Linked DNA regions of Homo sapiens: region 2 is linked to region 1. A link is a loop called in an ENCODE intact Hi-C map of the cell type or tissue named here. Cell type or tissue: CD4-positive, alpha-beta T cell. All regions are shown on one strand. Links, peaks and the distances in the headings refer to the core of each region. The heading gives the core; the rest is flanking DNA.

What was found. Peaks named below come from ENCODE experiments on the same cell type or tissue, not always from the same donor. Only the 100,000 strongest peaks of a DNase experiment are listed, where the experiment ranks them.
Region 2: it touches region 1 in a loop (4-fold over the local background); 2 of 110 quality-filtered maps call a loop at or near these places.

What each region holds. Positions count from the first base shown.
Region 1 is chr5:80,305,598-80,309,419 of GRCh38, forward strand. It overlaps LOC124900204 (small nucleolar RNA SNORA31), which reads right to left and starts at 771; the gene lies at 638-771. It overlaps LOC124901015 (a long non-coding RNA gene), which reads right to left. Exons shown (of 2, transcript XR_007058841.1): 1 at 3,590-3,822; 2 at 2,880-3,167. In CD4-positive, alpha-beta T cell, for the core only: CTCF peaks have their summits at 2,165 (motif pointing left) and 2,367; a DNase peak (open chromatin) is centred at 2,135.
Region 2 is chr5:79,701,182-79,705,003 of GRCh38, forward strand. All of the region lies in intron 1 of CMYA5 (cardiomyopathy associated 5), which reads left to right. Among named protein-coding and RNA genes, the nearest start is that of CMYA5, 13 kb to the left of the region's middle. In CD4-positive, alpha-beta T cell, for the core only: a CTCF peak has its summit at 1,947 (motif pointing right); DNase peaks (open chromatin) are centred at 1,670 and 1,930.

The DNA.
Region 1 (3,822 bases), core at 717-3,216:
GAGACGGAGTTTCCGCTCTTGTTGCCCAGGGTGGAGTGCAATGGAACGACCTTGGCTCTCTGCAACCTCTGCCTCCCAGGTTCAAGCAATTCTCCTGCCTCAGCCTCCCAAGTAGCTGGGATCAAATGCATATGCCGCTACAGCTGGCTGATTTTGTATTTTTAGTAGAGATGGGGTTTCACCATGTTGGCCAGGCTGGTCTCAAACTCCTGACCTCAGGTGATCCACCCTCCTTGGGCTCCCAAAGTGCTGGGATTACAGGCGTGAGCCATTGTGCCTGACTTTATGTGTCTATCCTTTCACACTGCCTTGATCACTGTCAGTGAATATGAGCCTTCCTACTTCATTCTCCTTTTCCAAGATTGCTTTGGTTATTCTAGATCCCTTGAATTTCCATATGAATTTTAGGATCAGCTTGTCGATTTCTTCCCCCCACAGTCCCCAACTGGCTTGCTTTTCATTGTCTTAACCTTCAAGCTTTTACTTAAGTGTAATCAACCAGGTGAGGGTGGTAGGAGGTATTTCTCAACACTTCTCATGTATACTCAAATTTTGGGTTCTTGTTTGGAGTAAAACAGGCTCTTCACTGTTTACAAGGTTATTTCTGATCTGCGAAACTTCTCTGTCCATATTTTTCCTCTGTTTTCCTCTATTCAGTCTTGGCTACCACAATAAGACAGACAGAAAGGACAATGACACCTTTTTCTTGCATCTGTAGTGAGAACCTTAGCAGCACCCAGTAATTGCACTAGGTCTGTCAAACAGATGTATAGCTTGTCAATTTTGGCAAGAGGCAGCTGGGATTTTGAAAGGGATTATGTTGAATCAGTGAATCAATTTAGGAAATATTGCTATCTTAACAATATTAAGTCTCCAAATCCATGAAAGTGAGATATTTTTCCATTTATTTGAAGTTTTAATATCGTTCAACACTGTTTTAGAGTTTTCAGAAGTATTGCACTTCTTTTGTTACATTTATTTCTATGTAGAGTTGATTCTCATCATTTGCAGCAATCACAATCTATGAAGTCACTCCAAACATTGAACTAGTGATTACTATAGCTTTTGGAGCAATACACAGTGAGGTTCTTGTGAGCCTCCGGTCTCAACATTTTTGTCAGTTGAAATGCCATTTGTGTTACATAGGTTTGTTTGCCAGTGCCCTTGTAAAACAAGCCAGTCCCATCAGTGTTGAAAGCCTGCTCTTCCTCATAATCCTCTTTCTTTTTTTTTTTTTTTTGAGACAGCGTCTCACTCTGTTGCCCAGGCTGAGTGCAGTGGTGCCATCTCGGCTCACCACAACCTCTGCCTCCCAGGTTCAAGTGATTCTCCTGCCTCAGCCTCCCAGGTAGCTGGGATTACAGGTGAGTGCCACCACATCCAGCTAATTTTTGTATCTTTAGTAGAGATGGGGTTTCACCATATTGGCCAGGCTGGTCTCGAACTCCTGACCTCAGGTGATCCACCCACCTCGACCTCCCAAAGTGCTGGGATTACAGGCGTGAGCCACTGCACCTGGCCTCATAATCCCTTTTCTGTATAACACTTAGCAGGTATTTTTAAAAATTCTTCTGTAGCCTCCTGTCTGCAGAACCTGCCTCTCCAGCAACTTTAAAGAGGCAGGAGACTTGGACTCTGATCCCAACTCTCATCATAACTAGCTGTAACGTTGGGCAAGTCTCTTAGAAAAAAGAAAAAAGACTTTGGATGAGAATATCACTAAGGTTCCACTTTATAGAGTTCAGGTATTATGCCACCTAAAAAGGTAACATTTGTGGCCGGGCGCGGTGGCTCACGCCTGTAATCCCAGCACTTTGGGAGGCTGAGGCGGGTTGATCACGAGGTCAGGAGATCGAGACCATCCTGGCTAACATGGTGAAACCCCGTCTCTACTAAAAAAAAAATACAAAAAATTAGCCGGGCGTGGTGGCGGGTGCCTGTAGTCCCAGCTACTCGGGAGGCTGAGACAGGAGAATGGCATGAACCCGGGAGGCGGAGCTTGCAGTGAGCCGAGATCGCGCCACTGCGCTCCAGCCTGGGCGACAGAGTGAGACTCCTCCGTCTCAAAAAAAAAAAAAAAAAAAACAAACAAAAAGTAACATTTGTAGAGTAATTTTTAAAGCTCATAGCACCACCTGGTGGTTACAGAAAAGGACACGCTCCGGAAAGGAGATTCTGTATGTTTTGATTTTTGAATAAAAATTTCAATTTTCAGATAATTTCCCCTCTAAACTGGCTACCTATAGGTGCACTACTACATCTAAACGCATCATAAAATTATGCTTAAAATCTCACCCTGCATAGAATTCCTTGCGAATGTAAAGACTCTAACCCTTGGATAGTTATCACCAATCAGCAGCTATTATTCTCTCTTTTTATTTATTTATTTATTTATTTATTTATTTATTTATTTTGGAGAGATAACATCTCACTATGTTGCCCAGGCTGGTCTCGAACTCCTGTACCCAAGAGATCCTCCCACTTCAGCCTCCCAAAGTAATAGGATTACAGGTGTGAGCCACCATGCCCTGCCAGCTATTATTCTTTGGTTTTAAAGAAACCTATTAAACAATTACATAAAATAAATTTTTTATTATACCAAAACATTTCCATATTAAAGTTTTTCATATGAGAAATGACTCTGTCAGAGGCACCAACAGATGCCTACCACATTGGGCATAAAACACAATAATAACAGTTTATATCTATTTGTGTTTGTCTTATTTCTAATCATTATTAGATTGAGGTGATGCAATTTTGGTAAAAATGCCACAGAAGTGGTAAGTTCTTAGTGTATCATTTTGAAGCAGCATCGTCTGTGGTAAACACCTGGGGTTCGTCATCTTGCGCCAAGAAAATTAAGGACAGGGACATGTGGGTGGGTTAAGGAGTGTAAAGTTTAATAGGTAGAAGAAAGGAAAGAGGAGAGCAGCTCCTTGGGTGACAGAGGCTGGAAAACAGAGAATAGCAGCTGATTGCCGCAGATTTTATAGGCAGGCTTGAGAAGGCGGCAGCGTGTGATTTACCCGGGCTCACATATTGGTTTGACCAGGTGTGACACTTACATAGAGGCCGGGGAAAGCTGGTCGCCCCACCCTAATCTTGTTATGCAAATGAGCTTTCCACTGGGCTGGCGCCATCTTGTCTGTTCCTTATGGTACACGTGGCTGGCAAAAAGAGAAGACAGAGCCACCATTTTGAACATTCCTAGTCCTAGGTCATATATTCCTATGGGCACAACTGCTGGCATTCACCCGTGCACGCTTCCAGCTTGCTGCTGTCTGCAGCTCGATTTTACAGGCTGCTCTTTGTTAGAAAGGGAAATGATTTGGGGGCTGCTTTTTTTTTTTTCTTAAGACGGAGTCTTGCTCTGTCACACCCAAGCTGGAGTGCAGTGGTGGGAATCTCAGCTCTCTGCAACCTCTGCCTCCTGGCTTCAAGCGATTCTCCTGCCTCAGCCTCCTGCGTAGCTGGGATTACAGGCGCCTGCTATCACGCCCGGCTAATTTTTTGTATTTTTAGTAGAGACAGGGTTTCACCATGTTGGTCAGGCTGGTCTCAAACTCCTAACCTCAGGTGATCCACCCACCTCGGCTTCCCAAAGTGCTGGTGTGTCCGAAATTGGTGGGTTCTTAGTCTCGCTGACTTCAATAATGAAACCACGGACCCTCGCGGTGAGTGTTACAGTTCTTAAAGATGGTGTGTCCGGAGTTTGTTCCTTCTGATGTTCGGACGTGTTCAGAGTTTCTTCCTTCTGGTGGGTTTGTGGTCTCACTGGTTTCAGGAGTGAAGCTGCAGATCTTCACGGTGAGTGATACAGCT
Region 2 (3,822 bases), core at 813-3,312, 600 kb before region 1:
GAGGTTGTAGTGAGTGGGATTGCGCCACTGCACTCCAGAGCAAGACTCTGTCTCAAATAAACAAACAAACAAACAAATACACTTAGAACAAATAATACCTGGTGTTTGATAGATCAGTAGGGTGATTGTAGTTAACATTAATTGACTGTACATTTCAAAATATCTAGAAGAAAATAAATTAAATGTTCCTAGGGTAAAGAAAAAATAAATGTTTAAGGTAATGGATATCCTAATTACCCTGACTTGATTGTAAAATGTCTCAAATGATCACATGTACTGAGAAAATATGTACAGCTATTACATATCAATAAAAATAAATTAAAATCTCACACACACAAAACCACAATAAGATACCACTTCACACTTTCTAAGATGGCAAAGACAGATGTTGGGAGAGGATGCGGAAGTATCAGAATCCTCATATAACACTGGTAGGAATGTAAAATTGTACAACCACTTTAGAAAACAGTCTGGCAGTTTCTCAAACAGTTAAACATAGAGTTACCATATGACTCTGCAGTTCCACTCCTAGGTATGTACTCGAGAGAAATGAACACATTTGCCCACATAAAAATCTGTACATTAATATTCATAGCATCATTATTCATAATAGCCAATAAATGGAAACAACCCAAATGTCCATTAACTAATGAAGAGATAAAGAGGCCAGGCGTGGTGGCTCACACCTGTAATCCCAGCACTTTGGGAGGCCGAGGCGGGTGGATCATGAGGTCAGGAGATGGAGACCATCCTGGCTAACACAGTGAAACTCCATCTCTACTAAAAATACAGAAAATTAGCGGGGCGTGGTGGCGGGCGCCTGTAGGCAGGAGAATGGCATGAACCCAGGAGGTGAAGCTTGCAGTGAGCTGAGATCTTGCGACTGCACTCCAGCCTGGGTGACAGAGCGAGACTCCATCTCAATAAAAAGAGATAAAGAAAATGTGGGCTGGGTGCAGTGGCTCACACCTGTAATCCTAACCAATACTTTGGGAGGCCAAGGCAGGAGGATCATTTCCACCCGGAGCAACATGGCGAGACCCTGTTTTTACAAAAAAATTTAAAAATTAGCTGAGCATGGTATAGTTCTAGCTATTCTGGAGTCTGAGATGGGAGGGTTGCTTAAGCCCAGAAGTTTGAGGCTATGGCAAGCTATGATCGGCCACTGCACTCTAGCCTGGGCAACAGAGCAAGACCCTGTCTCAAAAAAAAGGGTTATATTCATACAATGGAATATTATTTGGCCATAAAAAGGAATGAAGTACTGATACATGAATGGACCCTGAAAACTTTATGCTAAGTAAAATAAGTCAGATACAAAGGAAAACATATTGTATGGTTTCATTTATATAAAATGCCCAGAATAGGCAAATCTGTAGAGACCCAGAGTAGATTTGTGTTTGCCTAGAGCTGGAAGGGAGATGTGGAAGGGATTAGGGGTGATGCTTTAGGGGCATGGGGTGTCTTTTTGGGGTGATGAAAATGTTCTAAAATTATCTGTGGTGATGATTGCACAACTCTGTAAATATACTGAAAGCCATTGAATGGTACACTTTAAAAGGGTGAATTTTATAGTATGTGAATCATACTACAATAAAGCAGTTTTTAAAAAATCATCTGGTGAGGAAACTGTTGCCATGGCTGGGGCACTAGATGTCACAATTTGTGCTATTGCCACATCCACACCAGCAGTTCCATATTGCAGCAACTGGGACCCCTGCTACTGCCAGAGAGAACAAGGAGCTGCACATCTATTTCTTTCCTCAGTAGCTCTCAAGTCGGTCTAAAAACGGATGTGAAGGTCTTCACTAGGAGAGTATCTGGTGCTGTCAGCTCTGTCTCCCCAGGCCCCCCAAGGTGGGGAATTCACCAACTGGGAAGAGAGATCATTTGCTCAACTGTCTTTTTGGATGTCAGATGTCTGCTGGACCAGCAGGGGGCCCCGGGCTAGGCTTTTCTTCAGATTTTGTTACCTGACCCTCAGATCATTTAACACAGGATGCAGTATATTTTGCTATTTCTGTGGATGTACAACACTTTGTTTAAGCAATAGAATAAACTAGTTAATATTTCCCAAGGAAATTTAATTGAAAATACAACATAGGTCAGTGAACAGATAAAACCATATGAGGTTGAAGTTTTCCCCCATTAAATATCAGCTGAATCTGAGTATTCACTGTTTATTCCAGCATGGACATTCCATTTTACAATAAGAACAAAAAAGTCTTTCACTCTGGCCTCAATATGACCTGTCTTACACACCTTGGTATTTCTGCTTTGAGGTTTCAAAACTCCTTTGAGATCGTATCACTGTTTGCTATTATCAGGAATTTAATTCCTTCTAAAGCCTTTTGGTCTGTATGCCTAGGGTAATCCTCCTTTGGAGAATTGTCACCATCTCACAGGTGGGCTATAATAGAGTGTATGTATGACCCTGGTTCAGGGGAGAAATCAGACTCCAGTAGTGTCAGATTGTCTTCTCTGGTAAGTTGGAAATGGAGGCAGAGATTCTCTTTAGTTAGCTTGGAGGTTTGGGGGACATTTCTCAACTTTTTGGAGATCTAGTCAACTTTATTTTGATCTTTTCTTGAAAATTATTAATTTTTCTGTCAGTCAAAAAATATTCTAGGGCCGGGAACAGTGGCACATGCCTGTAATCCCAACACTGAAAGGCTGAGGCAGAAGGATTGATTGAGCCCAGGAGTTTGAGGCCAGCCTTGTCCACATAGGGAGACCCCCATCTCTACAAAAAATTAAAAAATTAGCTGGGCATCGTGATGCGCACCTGTAGTCCCAGCTACTTGGGAGGCTGAGGTGGGAGGACGATTTGAACCCAGAGGTCAAGGCTGCCATGAGCTGCGATTGCACCACTGCACTTCAGCTTGGGCAGCAAAGTGAGACTGTGTTAAAAAAAAAATTCTAAATGTACATCTGTGAAACTGTCCAAACTGTCCAAGATGTGGTAAAGAAGAATATTAGCTAAAATTGCTGAGCATAATTTGGTATCTAAGATGGTGTCCAGGAAAAAAAAAAAAAGGTATTTAATGCTAAATAAAAACTCTCTGTCAAGGCAGGAATCCCAGAGTGTAGAAGGGTGGGGAGGTGACAATCCATAGGGAAAGGGTATGACCCCCACTGTGGGTCTGAATGCTGTATCACACTCAAGTGTGTTTCTGAAACCTTAAAACAGTTCACCCAAAGTAGAGCGACCAGAATCCTGTGAGCAGACCCTGTGTGCAAGGGTCTGAAAGCCATTCGAACTGGTCCTATCACCCAGGAGAGGCTCCATCCTTCATCAAAGCAAGTCATGCCAACAAGCAGAAGTTTTCCTACCCCTTTATTTTTGTTCTCTTGGATATAGATATTAGAAGAGGGAAAAGCAATAAAATATCTTTTCTGAAAGCCAGGAGTCCCTGCCTTTGTTCTTGGTTGATCTCTTAATCTCTTTGGGAAATAATTTTCTGTTACTGAGGGTGCCATTTGGGGATAGCTATGTTGAGAGAGAGAGAGGGAGAGAAAGAGAGAGAAAGAGGGAGAGAGAGAGAAAATACTTGTAGAGACAAGGAGAGACCAGAGCCAAATTGACACATCAGAGATAGAGTAGCTCCCTTGACTCCTGATGGTTTTCCTGTTTCCCCTTCACTGGGAGGCCTAAATATACCTCTGGCCCCTGGAACCTATGAGAAGTCTCTATTTCTTTAAAATAAAAACCCTCTATTTAACCTAGCCTGAAAGAGTTTGTTCCTTACCACCACAAGTGCCTTAACCCCTTCTTAACATTTCTAACAGCTTTTAAACATTTTTCTCCTGGCTTGGCGCAGT